6 separate regions of the Homo sapiens genome follow, and all the other regions are linked to region 3. Evidence: chromatin contacts called from ENCODE Hi-C or POLR2A ChIA-PET data. All regions are on one chromosome and are shown on one strand. The core of a region is the stretch at or near the end of the contact, and the rest is flanking DNA. Distances in the headings are between cores, read along the strand shown.

Evidence for each region. Hi-C counts contacts between places; a loop is a spot of excess contacts on that map. ChIA-PET counts read pairs that join two places held with the same protein, here RNA polymerase II (POLR2A). Pooled maps may share reads with other maps.
Region 1: a map with no recorded cell type shows a loop between it and region 3 (6-fold over the local background). The contact joins the promoter of IPCEF1 here to the promoter of FBXO5 in region 3. A Hi-C loop is called at or near these places in 7 of 37 single-sample maps with no recorded cell type and 6 of 50 pooled maps.
Region 2: a loop to region 3 is called in a map with no recorded cell type, with 5 times the contacts of the local background. The contact joins the promoter of CNKSR3 here to the promoter of FBXO5 in region 3. A Hi-C loop is called at or near these places in 1 of 37 single-sample maps with no recorded cell type and 3 of 50 pooled maps. POLR2A ChIA-PET finds 5 or more read pairs at or near these places in 2 of 52 experiments (BJ and HEK293T).
Region 4: a pooled map shows a loop between it and region 3 (6-fold over the local background). The contact joins the enhancer-like site here to the promoter of FBXO5 in region 3. A Hi-C loop is called at or near these places in 2 of 37 single-sample maps with no recorded cell type and 10 of 50 pooled maps. POLR2A ChIA-PET finds 5 or more read pairs at or near these places in 1 of 52 experiments (OCI-LY7).
Region 5: a pooled map shows a loop between it and region 3 (6-fold over the local background). The contact joins the enhancer-like site here to the promoter of FBXO5 in region 3. A Hi-C loop is called at or near these places in 2 of 37 single-sample maps with no recorded cell type and 3 of 50 pooled maps.
Region 6: a pooled map shows a loop between it and region 3 (5-fold over the local background). The contact joins the enhancer-like site here to the promoter of FBXO5 in region 3. A Hi-C loop is called at or near these places in 4 of 50 pooled maps. POLR2A ChIA-PET finds 5 or more read pairs at or near these places in 3 of 52 experiments (activated CD4-positive, alpha-beta T cell and activated naive CD4-positive, alpha-beta T cell).

Annotation. Positions count from the first base shown.
Region 1 is chr6:154,355,141-154,359,271 of GRCh38, reverse strand. IPCEF1 (interaction protein for cytohesin exchange factors 1) reads left to right here and starts at 2,469. Exons shown (of 12, transcript NM_001130700.2): 1 at 2,469-2,600.
Region 2 is chr6:154,508,413-154,512,347 of GRCh38, reverse strand. CNKSR3 (CNKSR family member 3) reads left to right here and starts at 1,663. Exons shown (of 13, transcript NM_173515.4): 1 at 1,663-2,285. The coding sequence starts at 2,234. LOC101928868 (a long non-coding RNA gene) reads right to left here and starts at 1,557. Exons shown (of 2, transcript XR_001744422.2): 1 at 1,386-1,557.
Region 3 is chr6:152,981,092-152,985,206 of GRCh38, reverse strand. FBXO5 (F-box protein 5) reads left to right here and starts at 2,166. Exons shown (of 5, transcript NM_012177.5): 1 at 2,166-2,350. The coding sequence starts at 2,248. RefSeq lists enhancers at 573-672, 1,203-1,322, 1,613-1,832 and silencers at 1,863-2,182, 2,663-2,732.
Region 4 is chr6:154,154,602-154,158,327 of GRCh38, reverse strand. It overlaps IPCEF1 (interaction protein for cytohesin exchange factors 1), which reads left to right. Exons shown (of 12, transcript NM_001130700.2): 12 at 1-3,726. It also overlaps a transcript of OPRM1 not described here. Among named protein-coding and RNA genes, the nearest start is that of OPRM1, 120 kb to the right of the region's middle. Within about 2 kb of position 2,092, at least 11 of the 41 ENCODE cell types and tissues checked have a DNase peak (open chromatin) inside an H3K27ac peak, as active enhancers do.
Region 5 is chr6:154,300,197-154,304,409 of GRCh38, reverse strand. The region is part of intron 1 of IPCEF1 (interaction protein for cytohesin exchange factors 1); the gene reads left to right. Among named protein-coding and RNA genes, the nearest start is that of IPCEF1, 54 kb to the left of the region's middle. RefSeq lists an enhancer at 1,767-1,816. Within about 2 kb of position 2,114, at least 4 of the 41 ENCODE cell types and tissues checked have a DNase peak (open chromatin) inside an H3K27ac peak, as active enhancers do.
Region 6 is chr6:154,228,597-154,232,404 of GRCh38, reverse strand. All of the region lies in intron 5 of IPCEF1 (interaction protein for cytohesin exchange factors 1), which reads left to right. It also overlaps a transcript of OPRM1 not described here. Among named protein-coding and RNA genes, the nearest start is that of IPCEF1, 130 kb to the left of the region's middle. Within about 2 kb of position 2,469, at least 2 of the 41 ENCODE cell types and tissues checked have a DNase peak (open chromatin) inside an H3K27ac peak, as active enhancers do.

The sequences.
Region 1 (4,131 bases), core at 1,220-3,719, 1.4 Mb before region 3:
CACGGGCAATTTCCTCCAACGCCGTGTTCTCCTAACTAATGAGATATTGTGGTTCCCCTGCCTGCCTCCATCTGTTATTGCTCCTCCATCGGCTTTCAGGCTGCCAGAAATCTGTTGTGCTCTCCCAAGTTCTGATGCTTTTCCTCCTTTTTTGGGTTATTGTGGGTTTATATCTTTTTTTTTCTTTTGAGACGGAATCTCGCTCTGTCACCCAGGCTGGAGTGCAGTGGCGCGATCTCAGGTCACTGCAACCTCCGCCTCCCAGGTTCAAACGATTCTCCTGCCTCAGCCTTCTGAGAAGCTGGGATTACAGGCTCGTGCCACCAGGCGTGGCTAATTTTTTGTATTTTTAGTAGAGACAGGTTTCACCATGTTAGCCAGGATGGTCTCGATCTCCTGACCTCATGATCTGCCAGCCTGGGGCTCCCAAAGTGTTGGGATTACAGGTGTGAGCCACCGTGCCCGGCCCTATAAACTTTTTATACTTTTCTCATTTTAACGGAGTCTTTGGGGAGGGAGGGAGCAAATCTGTGGTCAGCCCGTCATCTTGAACTGACAGTCCGGCCGTTTTGAGGATTATTCTAATTCTACAAATCATCTTTGCTCAAAGAATTTAAGTGGCTCTATTCTGGCCCCATAAAGGTAAATAACATGTCTTTTGAGGATATCTTTGATGATGGCATCTAAATGTCTGGTGAGAAGCCAGGCCATGCTGTTGATACCACTAAATTCCTTTAATATCACCTAGTACCATTTTTTTTTCTACGTAAAGCAGGGAACTAGAAGACAACTCAATATAGGGAGAAGATGAGGCAGCACTTCCAGAAATAGAAGTGTACACAAACAAGAAGCCGCTGAGAGAACCTTCATTTTGTTCCTGCTCAAAATGTACAGCATCTTCTTTCATTTTTTCACTCCTCCACAGATTTAGTTTACATTTTATCTTTGTCTTAGTCATTCAGGCTGTTATATCAAAACACCGTAGCCTGGGTGGCTTACAAACAAAAGACATTTATTTCTCACAGTTCTGGAGGCTGGACATCCAAGATCAAGGCGCCAGCAGATTCATTGTCTGGTGAGGACCTGCTTCCTCGTTCCTAGGTGACTGTCTTCTGGCCATGTCCTCATATGGTGGAGGGGTGGGCAGATCTCCAGGTTCTCTTTAATAAGAAAATTAATACCATTCATGAGGGCACTGTCCTCATGACCTAATCACTCCCCAAAGGTCCACCTCTAAATACAATCACATTGGGGATTAGGTTTCTATATATTCTATATATTCTATATATATATATATATATATATATATATATTTTATATATATATTATATATATATATTTTATATATATATTATATATATATATTTTATATATATATTATATATATATATTTTATATATATATATATTTTATATATATATTTTATATATATATTATATATATTATATATATTTTATATATATATTATATATATTATATATATTTTATATATATAATATATATATTTTATATATTATATATATATAATATATATAATATATATATTATATATATAATATATATATAATATATATATTATATATAATATATATATAATATATATATAATATATATATTATATATATATATTATATATATATATACACATACATATTTATTTATTTATTTATTTTGAGTTGGAGTCTTGCTCTGTCTCCTAGTCTGGAGTTCAGTGGTGCGATCTCGGCTCACTGCAACCTCTGCCTCCCAGGTTCAAGCAATTCTCCTGCCTCAGCCTCCTGAGTGGTTGGGATTACAGGCATCTGCCACCACGCCCAGCTGTATTCATTTCCCTAGAAGGTATAGAGAAACAAGAAGCTGGTGTTGAAAGGGAGATTGGGAGGGCAGGAATTTGTAATGAGATGGAATATCTCTGACTTTCAGCCTGCCATTTTCCTTTTCCAATGTGGGAAAGAAAAGTTTTGTGGTTAGAGACTCTTCTATGTCTACTGCAAAAGATGGCAGGCTAAGACTTATTTTTATCCTAAAATACGTTTTACAAATGTGTCTGTACCCTCTCTTTATTAGAGCATTATGAACGATTAGGAAAGGAGGAAAGAGGGAAATCTGAAAGAAGATTGAACCTAAAGAGGTTGAAGTGGCATTTCACCCAAAAATGCTGAGAATGACTCTGCAGATCATCTCACCCTCCATGCCTGTAAATGAACATCCTTGCCTCCAAAACAGGAAAGCAGAACCATGAACTGTTCCACCAATGTGCTCGGCAAATGAATACACTGGGCAGTGCTTAGTGATCAATGAACTCAGGCAGATGGGGTGTGCTTGCCTTACATGTACTGTGTCCTGGATATGGGCATCAAGGAAGGGTTTCATAACAATGAGAAGGAAGAACGTTAGGATTGAGGAAGTGGAGATGATACTTCCTCTTCTTTCGAAAGAGCTTTACTCTCTGATCAGCTTTGAATGTTAGTTCTGGGTTGACTGAGTTTCCAGAGCTGAGGCTGCTTTAAGTAGAATCCTCAAGCTTGGCCTCAGAGTACTATGAGGCTTCTGAATCCAGGAATAAGACTGCTCTTGGATTTACTCTCTTTGTATTGCATGTAAGTAACGTCACTTCTTGGCTGATGTATGAGAGGTAACTGCTTGACAGATCAAGATGGCAAAGCAATGGATACCCTAGCACTCTCCTTAGAGTAGTGAGGTAGGAAATATGACTTTGGGGATGTAATATTCACTCAGCTCTCTGTAATCTGGGAAGCCAGGTGCTAAAGATTCTTTAATTCTGTGAAAGCTTTGAAAGAGGAGAGAGTTGTGTACTCACTCTGCTTTTATGTTTCTTAAATGGGTGTTGTCTTGATAGGTGTTTAGACTGCAGACCACAGGTTTGATTTAGAAAAGCACAATTCAGCATGTATTTGGGTCCTGAGGAGTTCATTTGGGGAAGCACTCTGGGGCCGCCCTCTTTCGAGAAAGTGTGTTCTTTGCAAGGGAGCTTCCTTTGCATGGAGGCAGCTGGGGGACATTTTACACTTTGATAAAGGTCTCAGGCTTGCCAAAATATCTCTGGTATAAAAATGAAAGCTAGGTGTTGTTGGTTCAGAGTCTTTTAGTAAGGGTGTCTGGGGCACTTGATTTTTCTTTGCTGGGGTATATGTGAAAGTATTTAATTATAGAAGTCAGAATTATAACCCACTGAAGCATCTTTGACTACAGCAGTGGGCTCTATTAGTCTTGAGTGGCCTATGTGTTCCTAGTGCTGTCCTTGATAAAGTCTAATTTCTATCGAGTTATTTATTTTATGTAGAAAATTGAAACCGAGGGCTGGGCACAATGGCTCACACCTGTAATCCCAGTACTTTGGGTGACCACGGCGAGAGGATCACTTGAGGTCAGGAGTTTGAGACCAGCCTGGGGGCAAAATAATGAGACCTCATCTCTACAGGAAGAAAAAAAAAAAGAAAGAAAAGAAAATAGAAAATAGAATGCCGGGTGCGGTGGCTCACGCTTGTAATCCCAGCACTTTGGGAGCCCAAGGCGGGTGGATCATCTGAGGTCAGGAGTTCGAGACCAGCCTGGCCAACATGATGAAACCCCGTCTCTACTAAAAATACAAAAATTAACTGGGCGTGGGAGCATGCACCTGTAATCCCAGCTACCTGGGAAGCTGAGGCAGGAGAATTGCTTGAACCCGGGAAGCGGAGGTTGCAGTGAGCTGAGATTGCGCCACTGCACTTCAGCCTGGGTGACAGAGCAAGAGTTCATCTCAAAAAAAAAAAAGAAAGAAAGAAAGAAAAGAAACAGAAATGGAAAGAACACACATTTCTTTCTGCTCACATCATGCAAGCAAGGAAGAAAAGGGTGTAAGTTTGTGTATGTGTTGATGAACTCATTCTTTAATTTACCTTATAATTTCCTTCCATTCCTCTTTTTATAAATCAAGTGTCTTTTCTGGAGTGGGTCCATGTATGAACTATTTCAGGCAAGCTGTGTTAAGCAAATATACATCATCAGAGTATGGAAATAGGAAGTTCTTTCCTGCGGTAGTTTGCTGTGGCAATAAGAGATAAGAAATTACTTCATCACTATTGCCTGAGACTTTCCTTTTGACTCGTGCATCCTTTTGAACAGCTC
Region 2 (3,935 bases), core at 414-2,913, 1.5 Mb before region 3:
ATATCAGGAATTTTGTCATTGCCTTTGCCAACTTGTGTGGTCTGCCAGTCACTTTCGCTAGATGAAGAAAAAGAATCACTATATTTGATAGTTGTGTGTCTCTGTGTTGCCCAGTCCTCTAGGGGAGTTGAATGGGAGGTGGGTCTGATGTTTTGCTTTTTAAAAATGTTTCTTTTGCTTGGATGCTCCAGCTCATCAGATGCTAGGCTGGCTGCTAGCTATTTTTCCACATGTGCGTCCAAACAGACCTGTGTAAGTAGCACATATCACACGAATTCAACAAATACTGAATGAATACAGTGGCTGGCACATAGGAAGCATTCCCGGATATTTACTGAATGAATAAATACCAACCTTGCCTTTGGTCCCGTGCTGGGTGCTACAAGTTAGGTGGTAGGAAGAAAGGGAGGAGAGAAAACTCTATATGAGATCAAGTAGGTTCTGCCCTCAAGGGGTTAATAGTCTCCAAGAGGAAGATGTAAATAAATAACCGTAATTGAAAGTAAGAATCATTCAGTGCCAAAAAGAGTGGGAGGAAGAGGTTGCTGGGCGGGGCGGGGCGGGGGTGGGGGGTTGGGGGGGGTGTTGGGGGGTGAGGGGAGGGGTGGTGGCGAGGGTGGCAGGGGTTGGGGGGGCGGTTAGGATGCAGGGAGAACTTGAAGGAGAGGCAGGCATTCAAATTAGATTTTCCCCCAGTTTAGCATTAACTCTGGCCCCAGTTGCAGTCCATGAATGTGGAAGGGCCCTCCCCTGCCAGGCGCTGAAATTGTGCACGAGCTATTTTTTTTTTCTTGGCTAACAGCTTTCCTCTCACGGTTAATGACTAATCCCAAGGAGCATTAGCTCACTCTGTAAATATGAAATTATAATATAGCAAAATATAACGCTAAAAGCCATCAATCTAATTTTAGTCGCAAAGTTGAAATTTCATAGCAATAGCATTAAAAGAGTTACATTGTTACGATTTCAGTCAACATATAAATGAAATAAAATTGTTCTGGCCTGGCGCGGTGGCTCAGGCCTGTAATCCTAGCACTTCGGGAGGCCGAGGCTGGCGGATCACCTGAGTTCAGGATTTCGAGACCAGTCTGGCCAACATGGTGAAACCCTGTCTCTACTAAAAATACAAAAATTAGCCGGGCGTAGTGGCAGACGCCTGTAATCCCAGCTACTCCGGAGGCTGAGGCGGGAGAATCGCTGGAACCTGGGAGGCAGAGGCTGCAGTGAGCTGAGATCGCGCCACTGCACTCCAGCCTGGGCGACAGAGCGAGGCTCCATCTAAAAAAAAAAATTGTTCTACTTTAAGAAACCTAAAATGACGGCTTAATGGCAGAGTAGTATTACGATATAAAGCATTTAAAATGAACAGAACATGCAGATCTTACTTTTTTTTTTCTTTTCTTTTTTTTTTAGTGTATTGTTGCTCACAGCGAGACAGAGTGTTCTGCTACCCACAGGGCCAGGGCCTCACACAAACCAGCGGGCTCTCCAGGGTGCGCGCGCGATCTACAACCCGCCCCTTGAAAAGGAAAGCGGGGCCCGGGACGCTGCGGGTGTGAGCCGGACCGGCTTAGAGAGGGAAAGTAACCCGAGTCCGCCGCTTCGGGCGGACCCGCCCCCTCCCACGAGTTTCCCTAGACCCTCGGCCCCGCCCTCTCTTTTATTCGGTTTGCAGCAACCGGAGCTGAAACTTTGCAACCCGAGCGCGCACGCTCTGCGCTCGGCCCTGCCAGGGCGGCACGGGAGGGCGGCGCAGGAGGTGGGACCTGCGCCGGGAAGGCTCCGGGACGCCAGCGCACGCGGAGCGGGGACCCCGGAGAGCCAGCAGGCGAGAAGACCGGCCGAGGGAGAGCCGATCGCGCCTCGAGAGATCCGAGGAAGTGGTCGCGGGCCGGGAGGCTCCCGTGCCGAGCCGAGGCCAGGGGTCTGGGGTCGCAGCCCGGCGTGCCTGCAGCTGCCGTCGCTCGGGAGCAGCAGCTGTGCCCGGGATCCCGGCGGCGGCGGGGGAAGGAGGAGCTGCAGCTGGACTGTGGCAGCTGGAGGGAGAGGGCCGGGCTCCCCTGGCGGAGCCGCGCTGGGACGACTGGCTGACCGCGGCCATGCAGTCTTGACGGAGTCGCTCGGGCGCAGGGGAGCAGCCGCGGGCGCGCCCTCCCGGGAAGGGGCACCGGAGCGCAGGCAGCAGCACTTTATCTGCGACTCTCCAGCCCAGCGAGAGGCGAAGCGGTTTACCATGGAACCCGTGACCAAGTGGAGCCCCAAACAAGTGGTGGACTGGACTAGAGGTGCGCGGGCCTTGGGGGGGTCCGGAGTCCTCCAGCCTCGGGGATGGGGCGGACGAGGAGCTGGGGAAGAGGGTACTTGGCCCTTCCTCCCGGCGAGAAGCGGTGAGGGCACAGCCCGGTGACAATGCAAACTTCTGCCGAGTGGCCTGTGCGCTCCTATCTCTCGTACCTGCTCCGAGCTCTTCCTTTCCAGGGTGCGGATTGTGGCAAGCCGAGGGGAGCCCTATCTTTAAACCAGGGAGTAGGGGTGGCCTTTCTGTGGCGGTTGAGGGCTGGGGATGCCGATCTCGGGACTCGGCACTCGGGCCGGGGGGCGCTCTCCCTGCCTGGCCCCGGTGCGGTGCCCGGCGACCCGGGGGCCCGAGTGCAGAGGCACAAGGTGCCTTTGTGTGGGTGACTCCCGCGGGACCTCGTCCATGCCGCCTGCCCAGAGCCGTCCGCAGGCGTGACAGGGCTGTCGGACAGGTAGAGGGAGACTCCGGCGGGTCCGCCGAGCCTGTCTGTTTTTGTTGGAGAAGGCGAGAGGGCCGCGCAAAAGCCAACACCATAGCATTTGCGCCAGGGAGAAACCTCGAGCCAGGACTCCCCGGGAGGCAGTGACTTTTGCTCCGGGAGGCGCCAGTATCCCCGGTGGCGCTGCATTTTCAGGCCACATGTAAGCACTGGGAAGGAGAAATATAATTGTTTGGAACCACTGTCTTGATTCATACAATATTTGGGATGAGGAAGGCAGTGGGGCTGGGGCGGTGGGGGGGTGGTGGGGGGAATGAGCAGAGGTAGAAGCTTGTCCTCCTAGCTGGCTCGCTTACTTTTCAATGTCTCCTACGATTTCGAGGGAAAGGTACTAGAGTTTACTCAACCCTTTTCTGTACTTTCAAGAGAACAAAGTCCACCAAGAACAATCTGTATTTTCATGGTTTCCCCCCACCCCCAACGACATCTCTGTTTCAAGTTACTATTTGTTTTTCTATCTGCTCTTCCAGGTGAGGAATGGTGTTCTTTCTCAGTAATAACTAGAATTGTGTAGCGCTTTACAGTTTGCTAAGAGCTCTCTCTGTTATTGTCCTTGGTCATCACAGTAAGCCTGTGAGGTAGGTAATACTGGTAAGACCAGGTCGTCTTTCAAACCGTCCCACCCATGGCTGCAGCATAATGAAAACTGATCACCGCTACATCTCATTTCTCACGCCTGTGACTTACACATAGACCACGTGGAATAGGATGTCCGAGGTGTGTGGGGTGTGTCAGTGGGTATGTCTGACCATTTCCTGCTCCTCTGGGAGAACTCCTTGAGAACGGGTTTGTCAAGTGAGCAGAATTTCCTGGACTCCTATATAAAATGAAGCTAAAAACAACACATGTTTCTGCCTTGGTGACTAGGTTTCCCTTGGTAAAGAGTAAGTGGCATTGCCAGTACTTGGTAGGAAGCATGAGCTTAAAAGCCATCCATGCCCACGCTAGCTTGAAATGAGGTGTGTTCCTCCATTCAAGATGCTGCCAAATTCCCTAGGCTGGCAGCTTCCTGAAACTGAGTTGATATGTATTTTATCTGTATGTCCCTCATAGAGCCAACTTGAGACACTGCAAATTTCAGCTACTGTTGACTTCTAGAGCCGCTCTGTCCAACTTAGTAACCAGTACCACTTGTGG
Region 3 (4,115 bases), core at 917-3,416:
ACGGGCACTCGAATCTCCGCTTACTAGCTGTGTGGTTTTGGTAGCCACAGTGAGAATTAACTCACACTGAGAAGCACGACCATTGTACACTGAAAATAATGCTAACCTATTGTGAGAATGAAAGGCTAACATTTACATTCTTTTTTTTACATAAAAAAGCTATTATAATTTCAATATTCTATCAACAAATAACTACCTTGCCAAAATCCTTCCAACAGCTAACCACTGCAATCAGAAGAAAGTCTAAACTCTGCATGGAAAAACTACAAGGTCCCACAGGATCTGGCTTCTGCCTACCTCTCTAACCTCATCTCCTCTCTCTCTTGTTCACTAAGTCGTAGTCAGGCATTCCCTCTGCTTATTATTCCCTCTGCTTATTATGCAGCCCTGCATTGCCAGTTCAACGCATCTGGGTTCAAAGCCTCAGAAAGCGTCCTGACCATCCAAAATCCTTAACCTATACTAATCTGCATTCTCTACCCCCGATTACATTCTTTCATATCCTCTTTCGTGTTCTGAAATTGTTCACTGTCAACTTCTTTCCCATTGGTCTCTGTAAACTCCCTAAAGGACAGGACTTTGTCTTTTCAACCCTGAATCTCCAGGATCTAGCCCCAGGGCCAGGTTAGGGTGAGGCAAGGAAGCACAGGCCTCAGGTGCGTTTACGGGGATGAAAAAAATTTAAGTCATCAAGAGTGACACTATTTTAACATTTTTAAAAATGAAAAAGGCAAAAAACCCATGATGAACTAATTATCAAAATTTTAGGTAAAGACAGGATCCACCCAGCACTTGTATGATTCATCCTAATCCTGGCCGCGCCCCACAACTAATTATCAAAATTTTAGGTAAAGACAGGATCCACCCAGCACTTGTATGATTCATCCTAATCCTGGCCGCGCCCCACCGGACTCGTCACTAACGGTACTGAAAACTGACTACAGCCAAGAACTCACTCCGAGGCTGCAGAAAGGCACCAGAGGGAAACAGCAAAGGAGGATTCGCCGTTTTGGAGTTCACATCCCGTTGCTTCACTGGGCTGTAGCCATAAAGCTGAGTTCAGGGAATGCACTGCCCTACTTAAGTGCATATTCAAATTGTGAAAAGTTAAGCATCACTAATACTCCGGTACACTTTCATACTGACGTCCATGCCAGCCATCACTAAAAACTCCCTTGGCCACGGGGGTCCAGCCCAAGAGGGCGGGCACTTCTATTTATTCTTTTTTTGGGAGCAGGACTACTGTCTCCTACACCTGGCCCTTTAAGGAAAGGAACAAAAACCCAGGGGAGCGTAGCTGCACACTCAGTAAACTTAACGTTCCTATAAACCAGTAGCGTCTGAAGTGTGGTTGAAAATACAAATAAACGCGCTTGCAAGGAAGAAGTGCCTCGGTCCTACCCTCGGCCCCGCCGGAAGGCCCTGGGAGATGCAGCCGCAGGTCTCCTGCTACAGCCGCTGGGGAAGGCCGCACAGCCTCCTCGCCCACCCCGGAGGAAAAAATCGCGGGGGACTCCAGTGCGCAGGCGCCGACCCGCCAACTCCGCAGCCACAGCCCGCCAAGGCGCCTGCGCAGAGGCGTGGGTCAAGGGGAGGGTCGAGTTAGGAGGGAGAGCAGAGCGCGCGCGTAAATCCTAGAGAGGCGGGCTAAGCTGGACTGGGGGGAGGGTCCGTCTTCCGGAAAGTCTGGATTCCCGGACGAGCCGAGTTGCTGCTCACCGAACTCCCGTTCGAGAGATGATCGAAGAAAGTCGGCTACCATTTGTACCCATCAAAGATCTCCAGATGGAAGCCAGCGCTGAATTTGGGCTGAGATTAGGACTTGCAGGAGGCCGGTCCAGAAGACGGCGGAAGGAATCTTGGCGGGCGCACGCATGCGTGATAGACCCTCCACACGTGTGGCCGGGCCGCGGCCTCCCCGTGCTCGGAGGTCCCGCCCCCGGCCGTAGCATCTTTCCGGACGTGGGGAGCCGGTAAGCTGGAAGGGGGCTGGGCTTCGCGGCTCGGCCCCGCCTCGGCAGCCTCCAATTGGGCGCGGACGAGGGCGCCCCCACCCACTGCCCTCCTATTGGTGCGCGCATGCAAGCGACGCGTCTCATTGGACCGCGCGGATTTAGGCACCAAATTCAAAGATTTTAAAAGTACCAGCTGGCGCCTTTTAAGAGATACAGGTCTGTGAAGCAGGCAGGTTGCTCAGCTGCCCCCGGAGCGGTTCCTCCACCTGAGGCAGACTCCACGTCGGCTGGCATGAGCCGGCGCCCCTGCAGCTGCGCCCTACGGCCACCCCGCTGCTCCTGCAGCGCCAGCCCCAGCGCAGTGACAGCCGCCGGGCGCCCTCGACCCTCGGATAGTGAGTGAGGGGAGCGGTCGCGAGGGGGGCGCGCACGCCAGGAGGGGTGCACGGGGAGGGTCGCAGCCTGAGACCCTGACCCGACGTCCCTCGGAGCCTGGACGCGCGGCCATGCCACACGCCCGGCCTCGGGCGGCGGCAGCGGTTCCTGGGTCCGGGAGGAGGGCGGCTGGGTGTCGGGGGGAAGCCAGAAGAGCCAGATGTGCAGGGGCGGGATGGCGGGCCGCGGGGTCCCGCCACCCACGCCGACCGTGGACTCCAGCCCCGGGAGGTGCGGGTCGTGGCATCCCAGGGCGCCCTTTTTCCTCCTCGGAAGACCCACCTACCCCACCCTGCTTGAATAGGCGCCAAATGCCCCTCCCCTCCCCCACCCCGGGGCCCCCGGCGGTGACAGGGCTGCGAGCGAGAAGCCCCCAGGGCCTGGCCAGGTGCCTCACCTTCTCCCCCTGCGCCCCTTTTCTACATCTGCCCCGCACCCTCACAGCCAAAGGCAGTTTCCCCGATTTTTCGCGGTCCCAGCCTTGCTGGCGGGCGCGGGAGATCGCGCTCGCGGTTATCTCCCGCCTCCTCCGCGTGTCCCGCGCCCTGAGGGGCAGCCCCACCGATCCCTCAGGAGTTCCAGGGTCTCCCTCCCCACTCCCGCCAAATGGAGAGACACCCCCCCAACTCATTGGACCAAACTCAACTGGGACATCCAAACAAAAACGTTACTTTTTCCCAATTTTTTCTCCCTTTGCCCGTTAACCCAGTCTCAGGGCCTGGAGTGGAAAGGGAAGACTTTAAAAAAAGCAATTTTTACTACGAACCTTGAATTTGTCCATAGTATTAAGATGATTTTGTAAGAATCGAAGAATTGGTGACTTTTTCCCGATAACTCATGAAGAATTAGATAGTCCTTTATTTCAAAGCTTGCAGAGAATGGAATGCACTCAAATGCTTATTTTTATCCTCTTTGTTGCTACCTCTAAATAAAATCTATATGCACTTATTTTTACCTGAGAAATAACCCAAAATGAAAAAATTTAGCAATTCGGCATTGTACTATTTTGTAATGACTCTATTATTAAAAAAGAACTCTAGAAAAAAATACTTAATTTTAATTTTAATAGATTAAATATATTTCTAGAAGATCCTGGATCGTCAGTCTACCATCGAAATTCTGAAGCTTGATGGCCTTATGAGGGTTTTTTTTTTTTCTTTTTTGATAACTCTAATTGTCTTTACTACCTTGCTCCTCAGAAAGAAATGACTGCCTGTTGGAATTTTTTCCCCAGTTTACAGGTTTGAGGAGATGAAATTAAAAATACATATATGTTACTTCCAAGTAGTTTTCAAAGGAGGCTTTTGTAAAATTTTCTCTTAAAGATTACTTTATGGTCACAAGCATTGGGCCTCTTAAATTCTTAAGGAATAGCCATGCCTAACGTTGACCACATGGTCGTTATCTGTAGGTATTAGAGACTGGAACTTAATTATTTAACAGAAGAGTTACAAAGATTTTTAAGGACTGCAGCCTTATTTATGATATTTGATATGGAGGATCAGGTCTATATTGAAAAGTTAAATGTAAGATCAAACATTGTAAAATTTACTTTTCTCTATATGACTGGGCTGGGAGTTGGTAAATGAGAAGTTTAAACAATGCCATGTATGAGTCTTATTAGTGTCTGCACTTGGGGGAAAAATAGGAATAGGACATTCCAAGTTCACAAAGCTAGTCAAAAGGCTAAGCAAGGATTTTCATTCAAACTTGGATCTGATTCTT
Region 4 (3,726 bases), core at 843-3,342, 1.2 Mb before region 3:
CATGAATATTTCTCACCATAGGAATAACCACAACCCACCAAGTACCCATGTTGGCCCTGCCTACCCGTAACAAATTGTTCACACAACCTATTTTGTTTTATAGCTTCAAAGTGTGGCTTGACATTCAAATGGAAGGAACCACCTGAATTATATCTGCAAACAAAATGGAAATAGTTGTTGAATAGTTCCCCAAGCTTTACTAAGAAGCCTTAATACTCTGTAAACAAACAAACAAACAAAAAACAACCTTAGCATTAAGAAATAAAAACAAAAAACAAGAAGCAAGTTGTACTGCTAGAAACTTCTCTAAGATAAGAGGCCAGGCCAGTCAGTTTGGCCCAGCAAACATGTGGGTACTTCTCCACCTAGGGAAGCCACTGAAGATGAGTTTGACCTGTGGTGACCTGACAGAGAGAACATTCAGATCCTCAGATTGCACCCTGATGCCCTGGTTTAGGAAAGCAGTGCTTTAACCTTTTGCCCCTGGAAATTACTGATTCTTTCTGTGATTAGCAGATACCAGAAGGGAAATTATTTAGGATTGGCAATGTAAAGAGTATTGAAGGAACAACAAATAACAATAGCAGAAATAACAGTGTGACATAAAGTGCCCTTCCACCTATTTTTCTTTGGTTTGCAACACCAGCCTGTAGACTTCCAGTTTTTCTTAAATTGAAGAGCTCCAGACACTTTTGAGCAGGGTTTGTGAATAGCTTTGAATGCTTTCCTTTGGCTTTTCGTGAAGACATATTTCCCCAGCCTTTCAACTGTAAACTCCTTTAGTACCATTGAAACTTAAGGCAAAAAAGATCCCTGGGATTACTTAGCCAAGGCTTAAATTTATTTTTCAAAGTCAAGAACATTAGCCTAGAAGTTTTTGCTTTGCTAGTTAAAGCTTACTTTGCAGAGCTTCCCAAAGTGAAAGGGAAACTGAACTTCACAATTTTGCACCTGGCTTTCTGGAGCCCCATTGCCTGCTCATTCGTGTTTTTCCCCCTGTAAATTATTTTGCTTTTGACCAGGTTGTGCTAGAAAGTAGGGCTGCTTCTGTGAGTTCTCAGCCTAGGCTGTGGCCACTAAGACGTGGGTGGGGGGATAGACAGGAGTGAGAGGGAGAGTGGGTGACACTTTCCGTGACACTTAATGTAGGAAGACATGGGCTTCTCTCTCTTGGCCTCAAGCCACTTTTCTGGTCCAAAGAATATTGGGAAAACTGGATTACTTTCAGTATATTTCTTGAGACCGGGTCATCTCTGAAATGCATTTGGGGTAGTTTCCTGGGGTCCAAGGGCCAATTCCTATACCCAGTCCTGCAGTGTCTGTGAGCTGTGGAATGAGAGAGAAAACCATGGCTGCTCAGGAAGGAAGTGGAGAATCTCTCAGCACACGTAGATCCAAATCTGTGGCACCTGCTAAAGATTAGGATTTGGAGAGGACTCCTCTTTGGGGTTGTGAAGAGGACCTTTTCCCTCTGTTGTTAGCCTGTAGATCCAGAACGGAGCCTGATGTGATGCCTTCACTGGTTGATATATTGCAAATAGACACTCTGAGCCCTGCATTGCAAGGGCGTCTTTTGCTTTAAAGAATTCTTAGTTTTGCCACAACAGCTCAAATCTCAGAATAGGATCAAAGGCCTAGAAAGACTCCTAAAGTATAGGATTACAAAGACTCCAGGAAGCGTAAGAAAGAGATTGTGTTTGGAGTCAGATTTCAATGTGAAACCCATGCCTTACATTTACACAGCACTTTGTAGTTTGCAAATTGGTGTGTTTTCAGCCCCCTCCCGCTGCCCCATGCTCTGAGATGATTGTGGATTATTACAGTGAAGTGCCTGGCCCGGAGCCCCCAGTGATGAAGCAGGAACTTGAGTCTCAGGACTCCCAGCGGCTCTCTGCCCATTTCCTCCTCTCCGCCCCCCACCTCGCTTCACCTGTTACCTTGTGAAGTTGCTGTTGGCACATAGCCCACTAGGAAACCAAGAAGTTTGACTGGGAGCGTGTGTTTCATTGCACTGGGCTTAGCATACGGCTGGCCCTGGTGGCTGTTTGGCTAAATTCTCCATTTGAAACCTAAAGGGCCCTCTCTGTGCTTGAGCACAGTCTCCTCCTAGTGGTCCTGCCTCAACCTGCTGGCGGGCTGTCTATGGATTGGGGTTTCACCTAATCATGCTGTGTTTCCTTTCTTTTCTTTCTGTACATTAGACTACTTGGGAGGTGCTGTGTGATCCTTGGATGAAAAACATATATTTAAAGAAATGGAGAGTGTTTATTTTGTTTGCTTTTTGAGGCATGTGCTGTCAAATGTTAGAGACCAAACTTAGTGATTAGAGGTTGGTCCTTTGACCTTCTTCTCTTAATTGCTTTTCATGTAATCATGATAATTTACTCAGGTAGCACTCCAGTCACAAACAATGTCACAGAGATGAAACAGATTCAAAGAAAAAATATTTTTAAGTCTTTTGAAAAGAAGTGCTATTCAAATTTAAGACATGTTTAAATTCATAGGTACATTATCTCTTAGTAAGAAATACTTTTTTTTTTCTTTTTTTAGACAGAGTCTTGCTCTGTTGCCCAGGCTGGAGTGCAGTGGCACGATTTTAGCTCACTGCAACCTCTGCCTCCCTGGTTGAAGTGATTCTCCTGCCTCAGCCTCCCGAGTAGCTGGGACTACGCCCGGCTAATTTTTATATTTTTAGTAGAGACCGGGGTTTACCATGTTGCCCAGGCTGGTTTCAAACTCCTGACCTCAGGTGATCTGCCTGCCTCTGCCTCCCAGAGTGCTGGGATTACAGGTGTGAGCCACCACACCTGGCCGAAAGACAGTATTTTGATATAGCCACATACATGATTTAATGAGTAATGTTAAGTACAGAAAAGCTGCCATATCCACATAGTTTTAGGGGGCATTTCTTCTTCAGTCTAACAAGAATATGATATCCAATTGTGGTTTTCCAATTTATTTCTCTTCCAATTTCTTTTGTATACCTCACAGGAGAAATTGAATCCTAGAACTGGGAGATGACTGCCCTGCCCAGGGTTTTGTAATACATAATTGAAAATAAAAGTCCCTGAAACTAAATGTTTGCAGCCTGTATGAAATGGACTGTGGAAGGGGGATAATTTCTCTCCTCACAGAAAGCCACTCGTCTCCTTGAATGAGGCATTGAGCAGACACACGTTTCTCTGTGTCGTGGGGCAGGAAGCAATTCCCTTGCCTCTTCAGCACATCTCAGTTCTTTCCCACATGACCCCAGAACCACATAGAAAACATTGAAAATAATGGATTCTTCATTGTATTTGAATTTTTTTTTTTTAACCTTTAGCCCAAAAGGGAAGTGTGCCTCGTGGAAAGAGCAAATGCCGTAAAATAGAAACCAGGAGTTTTAATCGCCATATATTTTAATGTGCTTGCATGATGGGAATGTGACTTTTAGCACTGCATGGTGTTTGGGGGCAAGATATTAATGTGGAAATCTTAGCTTAAGTTTTACTGTGCTCTCATCCTGTGTCAGCTACCCCTCTAAACTGAAAAAGAGGCATGGCTCATTTCTCTCCTGCTTTATGTTTTTGAGGTTGACTTGTAAGATAAAAATAAAAATAAGAAAAAAATATATCTAGGCAAATGACATGAAAAAAAAGTTGAAATATACTACTGGTGTTCATTTTTGTCCTGCAGTGTTGCTTTCTCAAAGAAATAAACATGTGGCTGGAAGTGTTTAATGGCTGC
Region 5 (4,213 bases), core at 865-3,364, 1.3 Mb before region 3:
CACAAAATTGAAAAAGAGAGTGATTTCAGGAAGTATTCTCAACATGAATAAAGTCTGAAAAAATTGGCACGAATACTATACTCTTTAAGGAAGAGCAGACTTTTGTTCTATCCTGGTGAAGCTGCTTATTGATGTATTTTTAAAGTATATTTTATTTATTATTATTTTTTAATTAAAAAAATTTTTTTGAGACAGGGTCTTGCTCTGTCACCCAGGCTGGAGTGCAGTGGCACAATCATGGCTCACTGCAGCCTCAAACTTCTGGGCTCAAGTGATCCTTCCACTCAGTCTTCCAAGTAGCTGGGACTACCGGTGTGCCCCACCACACCAGGCTAACTTAATTTTTTTACAAAAGTGGGATCTTCTTATGTTGCACCAGGCTGCTCTTGAACTCCTGGGCCCAGAGCCTCTTGCCTCAGCCTCCTGAGTAGCTGGGACCACAGATGCATGCCCCCTTGCCTGGTTAAGGAGTGCATTTTATTTTTTTTATTTGAGACGTCTTGCTCTCTTGCTCAGGCTGGAGTGCAGTGGCACAATCATGACTCACTGCAGCCTTGACCTCCCGGGCTCAAGCAATTGTCCTGACTCAGCCTCGCATGTAATTAGGGCCACAGGTGCACCAACATGCCTCGTTAATTTTTTAATTTTTTTGCAGAGAGAAGGTCTCACTTTGTTGTCCAGGCTAGTCTTGAACTCCTGGACTCAAGCAATCCTCCTGCCTTGGTCTCTCAAAGTGCTGGAATTACAGGCATGAGCCACTGTGCCTAGCCAGGAGTACATTTAAGAGTAGGGCAATAGTTGTTACAGAAGAATGTATGAGAATCATTCTCTTTTTGTGTTAGTTCTCTTCAAAACAAATGATAAAAAGGAGAAGGGTGAATGAGCCATTCTTGTCTCTCCCCGTCCTGTATTATGTCGTTAAAATTGGAGAGGTTTTGCAGAAAACAACCCTCTCGTGTTCTGAGAGCTGATGGATATGTACACCAGTAATCAAATGACAAAGTGAAAAGTGCTATCATAGGCCGGGTGCAGTGGCTCATGCCTGTAATCCCAGCATTTTGGGAGGCCGAGGTGGGCGGATCACAAGGTCAGGAGTTTGAGAACAGCCTGGCCAACATGGTGAAACCCCGTCTCTACTAAAAATACAAAGATTACCCGGGCGTGGTGGTATGCACCTGTAATCCCAGCTACTCAGGAGGCTGAGGCAGGAGAATAGCTTGAATCTGGGAGGCAGAGGTTGCAGTGAGCTGAGATTGTGCCATTGCACTCCAGCCTGGGTGACAGAGCGAGACTCTGTCAAAAAAAAAAAAAAAAAAAGTGCTATCATAGCTATAATATAGTTGCGTTCAAAATCTGATGGGAACTTAGGAAGATTTACTAAAGCTGTTGGGTTGCTGGTCAACATTGCCTCACTAAAGATGATAAGTAGTGATGGTGATCCATATATTTGGGTGTTGCAGAGTCAATACACAAAATAAAGGAAGGTGGGAAAGGATAAGAAATAAGTAATTATTAAGCATCTACTAAGTGCCTGATGACAACTGGGTAAATTCATGAAAATTATGTCATTTAATCCTTACAAGCACCCTGGGTCCTAAGTTATAGTCACTTTTCAGATGAAAAATCTGAGACTTGGGCCAGGCACAGTGGCCCATGTCTATAATCCCAGCACTTTGGGAGGCCGAGGCTGGGGGATCGCTCAAGCTCAGGAGTTCGAGACCAGCCTGGGCAACATGGTGAAGCCCTGTCTCCACAAAAAATATAAACATTAGCCAGGCGTGGTGGCACATGTCTATAGTCCCAGCTACTCGGGGGGCTGAGGTGAGAGGATCAGTTGAGTCTGGGATGTTGAGGCTACAGTGAACTGAGCTCATGCCACTGCACTCCATCCTGGGAGACACAGCAAAACCCCCTTCCCCCACTAAAGAGAAGAAAAGAAAAAGCTGGGACTTGGAGAGAATAATAGTTTATCCAAAGTCCTACAGCTAGTGGGAGGCAGAAGCAGGATTTCCATATGTGTCCAGACTCCCCCCACCATATCATGTGGTTACAACTAAATGAGACAAATAAAGCACACAAGAAAGAGGAAGTGGGCAAATTTGGTTTTGCTGCCTCTCGAAGTGAGCGTGACTCAGAGATTTCTGACAGCAGAACCTAGTGGTTTGTGGAGTCAAGGTCTATAAATGTTTCTGTTACTGGATTCAGGAGATTTAACTCAATAACAGAAGCTAGCTGTCAGATAAAGACTGGAATAAACATTTCTTTGCATTGGTATATAGATCCACAAATGTGAGCAATGAGAACTCTCTGGATGGTTTCCACAGAAAATGAAGTGTAGTTGAATCTCATTTATTTGGAAGTTGTCTATCTATAAACTCACACATCCAGCACACAACAAGGAATCAGCAAATCAGCAAAACTCCATGAGCGCTCAAATAGATGTCATAACCAACACATCGTAAATCTCAGGCACCACGCTGTTTATTCCATTCCAAATGCCTTCAAGCCTTCAATTAGAATCTAGATTTAAAATATTTAGTATAATTTTTTTAACCTTTTGAGAGTATAAGGTATTATTTATTTTTACTTATTAGTACTACCTCCTTTGAGATACTTAATCTTAAAATGTGGATTAGTGATTCTTACTTTTTATATGTCCTGGTTCAATTTGAGACTATGATGAAAGCTGTAAATGCACATATCACGTTAAATTATCCACACAATTTCAGTGATCATGATCCCCCGAAGTCCCAGGGCTCAATAAATAACTCTGGAATATAGAGTAATAGGTGTACCTTTAAGAATATTATATAAATACTGTTTATTGTAACTGAGCCTTTGACACGGATTGAGAACCAGCCAGTTGGATTTAAGTGTTCCTAGCATTAAATAAGAATGCAGCCTGTTCTATGCTGCAGATTAAACAAGTGCTTTCGTAGCCTGGAGAACGGTACACACACAGACACATTTAACAAAACACCATGCTAATATTTCAAGGTTTATGGGGTGCCTGGATCAGATAGCCTCAACCCTTGTGCCCAAGAGTCTCATGACCGTTTGGGAACATCACAAACCTCTAGATCCTACCAGTGCATGGCCCCAGGAGATGACGATCCACGTAAGAATGCTGGTCCCTTCCCTCATCATTCCTTCCTCATATCTCAGCTGAGTCCAAACTATAATGTGAGGGATCAGGGATACACATGTAGACCATAGACTACGACAACAATGATTTTAACCTGGAAAATCTAAACAGGTGTAACTACATGTTGATTTCAACTCTAAAATTTAAATACAGCATATATGTAATATTTTAAGGGTGATTAATATAACTTTTGGGTGTATGTGCCAAGATAATTGACTGTAAAATATGCTTTAGTAAGTGGCCGAGTTAACTTGTTTTATAGATTTATTGATTATAAGCCACTTAAATGTGGAGCTAAGTCTAACAAAATAATTACTTTGGGTTTAGAATAGCTGGTCTGTAGCTCTTCCTTTTCAGTGGTCAAGTAACAGGGCAACTTCTCCATTAAAGCCACTCCTAGTTCATAACAATAAAAGCCATTGTTTTCAAATATAACAATCTTTATTTACTTACCTAAAGAAGTAGAGTGCTGCCAATTTCATCCAAGAGTAATTTGCTAAGGGGCATAAAATGTCTGTTTCTTCAAAGCCCATGGGGAATCTGGTGTTTACGTGTTGGACTTTATGTTTTTTGGGGGGTGGCGGAAAAATCTACTTTGCTTCTTTTTTTGTTGTTGTTATTGATATTGTTAGTGTTTTTTTGTTGTTTTTAGACACAGGGTCTTACTGTGTCACCCAGGCTGGAGTGCACTGTTGTCATCATAGTTCAATGTATCCTTAAACTCCCAAACTCAAGGGATCCTCCCACCTCAGCCTCTCAAGTAGCTAAGTACTACAGTGCACGCTACCATGCCTGGCTAATTTTTACATTTTTCTGTAGAGACGTGGGTCATCATATGTTGCCCAGGCAGGTCTGGAACTCTTGGCCTGAAGCGATCCTCCTGCCTCAGCTTCCTAAAATTCTGAGATTACAGGCATGAGCCATCACATCTGAGCATTTGTTTAACAAAGAAAGAAAAAAGGAAGCCATGTCTCTCAATACCTACATTTAAACAAATAGAAAATAAATATTTTCAGAGGCTCAGTTGAAGAATCAGAATAAGTAATAATACTCTATGTTTAACCTAAA
Region 6 (3,808 bases), core at 1,220-3,719, 1.2 Mb before region 3:
ATATGCTTAGCGCTCAATAAATGCTAGGTCTTATTAGATGTTACTCAAGATTATTATATTTCTTAAAAGGATTCCAAGCACACTCCCTACCAGGCCTGCTTCTGATATCTAGAAGAAAATAAAACACAGACATTTTTTCTTTCTTTTGGTGCAGTGCTTGTCACAGCCCGATGCTAATACGTGCAGCTCTCTGTGATAGTTGCAGGATGTAGATTGTGTTGGTGTGCTAATCTTCGTATTTCCTTTTCTGAAAGGAAGGGGCAGATGAGTTGCAGTGCCATGGACGCTATTGTATGGAGAGAAGGAGGGGAGCTTTAGATTCTGTGCAATTTTAGAGGGGAAGAAAGGAAAAAAACCTACCAAGACTATGTAAAAATGATAATAACATGTCACTACGAAGAGTCCTTACTTAGCCTATTTGCCATGAAATACGTATAGTCAAAGTTCTTAAGTCTTTCAGAGCAATGATTATTTGTGTGGGGCTATGTCACCATGTTTACATTCAATTAGGTTTGTTTCTATTTGTTTTTAATTTCGAGAATTGCTTTTCTTTTTCGTGTTTGTTTTTGATTTAAAAAATCAATCATGTACCCGATTCCAAAGTCAAACCTGTAACAAGTTACAACCAAGTCAGTCTCCTTCGCATCTCTGTTCTCTATCCTCTTTCTTCCCCCTTTTCTATTTGTTTTTGGTTTATTTTCCCATGTTTCTTTTCGCAAATACAGCAAGTGTGTATATTGAGTCAAATCTCTTCCTCCTTTCTTACACAAAATTAGCACATTAAATATATAGTACTGCACCTTACTTTTTCTCTCACTATGTCCTAGAGATTGCTCTACGCGTTGTATGGCGTTTTTCATAGTTATTCACTGTGTGTGGATACCACAGTGTATTCAACTGTCACCTGATGACAGACATTTGCATTCTTTGCAATCCTTTGTAAATACAAACAATGCTGCAATGTACATGTCATTCCACATATTCTCCAAGGTATAGTTAGGACAGATCCCAGAAGTGGAATTTCTGGGTCAATGGGCAAGTGCATTTTTGCTGATTATTATCCAGTTTCCTTCTGTTGAGTTCCATTTTGCATTACCACCAGCAGTGTTTGAGAATGACTGTTTCTCCATAGAACTAGAACTTTTACAGTGAATTTTATCCTAACTTTTCTTCAATCTCCTTTTACTTTTACTTTCTATTTTAAAGAATATAATTCAGATTTCTCTAGTGGTCATGAGTCTGTGTGTAGTGTGAGAATCTAGAGACAACTGTTCTAAGGCGGCATGAGAATGGGCAGCTCAGCTCAGAGTTTAGACCTCATCTGTTTCCAGTGCCCTGGGGGTTTTGGGGAGTAACTGAGAAAACAATAGATTTATATGGAGAAATGGAGACTTTTGCAGTTTCGGCTGATTCAGATAGTCATTGGGTAACCTCATTAAATTTGCTCAATGTAATTTCAAGAATTTCAATTCTATATTCACTTAAAAACACAAAAGTATATTACAAAGAAATTTTTTTAGCTGTTTTTTTTTCTTGAATTCAAGATTCTATTTAAGACCTGTAATTTATTTAATAACAGGTTTTAGGGGAGAAGATGTTGCAATGAAAATATACATAGATTCTAAGGTGTCTTCTGATTTCAGAATTATTGAAGTGTAAAGAAATCAGGGTTTTAGAATTAAGGAACTATGGTTTCATTGAAAATAGAGATATAATATTACTTTTCATTTTTTAACCAGGAACTACATGACAGTTTCCTATATTACCATTCATCTGTTTCTGGCTTGGTCCTCTTTGACCTATTTAGACTCGGGAATACACGTCACTCTCATTTCTCCTGGTCAGCCCTTCTGCTTTTCTGACATGTGTAGGTACCTAAGAAGTAATTTTGTATATTTTCCAAAATACTTGTGGTACGAAAAGGGCAAATGTTATCATGGCAATGAACACTTATTTTTGCATTTAAATTCTAAAATCTGATGTCCTGTTTTAGTTAATTTCTAAAAGACTTAATTTTTTTAGAGCAGTTTTAGGCTCACAGCAAAAGTAAGAGGAAGGTACAGATATTTCCCATATGATCCCCGCCCATACTCATGTACAACCTCCCCATTATCAATATCCCCATCTGCATGGGAGATTTGTTATAACTGATGAACCTCATGTTTTTAAAAACAGCTTTATTAAGGTACATTTTATGTATCATAAAGTTCACCCTATTCAAATTTGCAGTTCATTCATTTTTGGTAGATTTACCAAGTGATGCAACCATCATAATAAATCAGTTTTAAATAATTGGTATTGTACCAATAAGATCCCCCATCCCCATTTACAGTCAGTTCCCACCCCCAACCGCAGGCAACCACCGTCCTGCTTTCTGTCTCTATAGATTTGCCCTTTCTGGACACTTCCTAGAAATGGAATCACACAGTCATAACTGATCGCTTGTGTTTCACTTTCACTTAGCAGAATGTTTTCAGGGTTCATCCATGTTTCAGCAAGCGTCACTGGTTTGCTCCTTTTCATGATTAAATAGCATTTCGTCGTATGGCTGTGTCATATTCTATTTAGTAGCTGATGGACATTTAGGTTGTTTCCAGTTCTAGGTTACTATGAATAAAGCTGTTATAACGATTTGCATGCAAACCTTTGCATGGGCATTTGCATCCATTCCTCTTGGGTAGACACCTAGGAGTAGAATTGCTCAGTTGTATGGCAATTATATGCTTACTTTTTTTAGAAACTGACAAACTGCTGGGCACGGTGGCTCACGCCTGTAATCCCAGCACATTGGGAGGCCAAGGCAGGCAGATCATGAGGTCAGGAGATCGAGACCGTCCTGGCTAACACGGCGAACCCCATCTCTACTAAAAAAAAAAAAATACAAAAAATGAGCCGGGTGTGGTGGCGGGTGCCTGTAGTCCCAGCTACTCGGGAGGCTGAGGCGGGAGAATGGCGTGAACCCAGGAGGCGGAGCTTGCAGTAAGCCAAGATCGCGCCACTGCAGTCCAGCCTGGGCGACAGAGAGAGACTCCGTCTCAAAAAAAAAAAAAAAAAAAAACCGGCAAACTTTTCCACACTGCCTTCTGCATCTCATTTTAACACTTTATTGTCAGAGGAAAAAGATTATAGTTCATTCATTCATTCAAAAAATGTATTTATTTATTTCACATGTATTTATTCCACACCTTATAAATAATATGTATGAACAACACAGTTATTTCCTTCAAGGTACTCACAATCCATTGGAGAAGCAGACAAACAACCAGATAATTAAATACAGTAAGAGAGGTCCTGTAAGGGAGGGCCGCCCCTGGGGCTGGAGGCAGACATGGGGGCACCTAGTCCAGACTTAAGGGAATAGGGAAAAAGTTTTGGAAATGGTCACACCTAAGTTGAATCCTGGAAACTTATCTAGGGGAATGAGGTAGGAAGGGCATTATAGGGCCAGGGAGCAGGAGGCAACCTGCCTTGCTCACACCTTGGAACCCTTTACTCTGTTTTTTGTTTGTTTGTTTTGAGACTGGGTCTCACTCTGTAGCCCAGGCTGGAGTGCAAGTGGCACCATCTCAGCTCACTGCAGCCTTGAACGTCTGGCCTCAAGTCATCCTCCCGCCTTGGCCGCCCAAAGCACTTGAGATTACAGGCATGAGCCACCACATCTGGCCAAGAGCAGAGTGTTTAAAGGAGACAAATACTCTAGAGGTGATTCATGAGATCAAAGAGATGATCAGCAACCTTTACATTTCCCCCCAATGTTGTAACACCAGCCATTTTCATAAAAATATGTATTTAATGCTGCCTAATGACA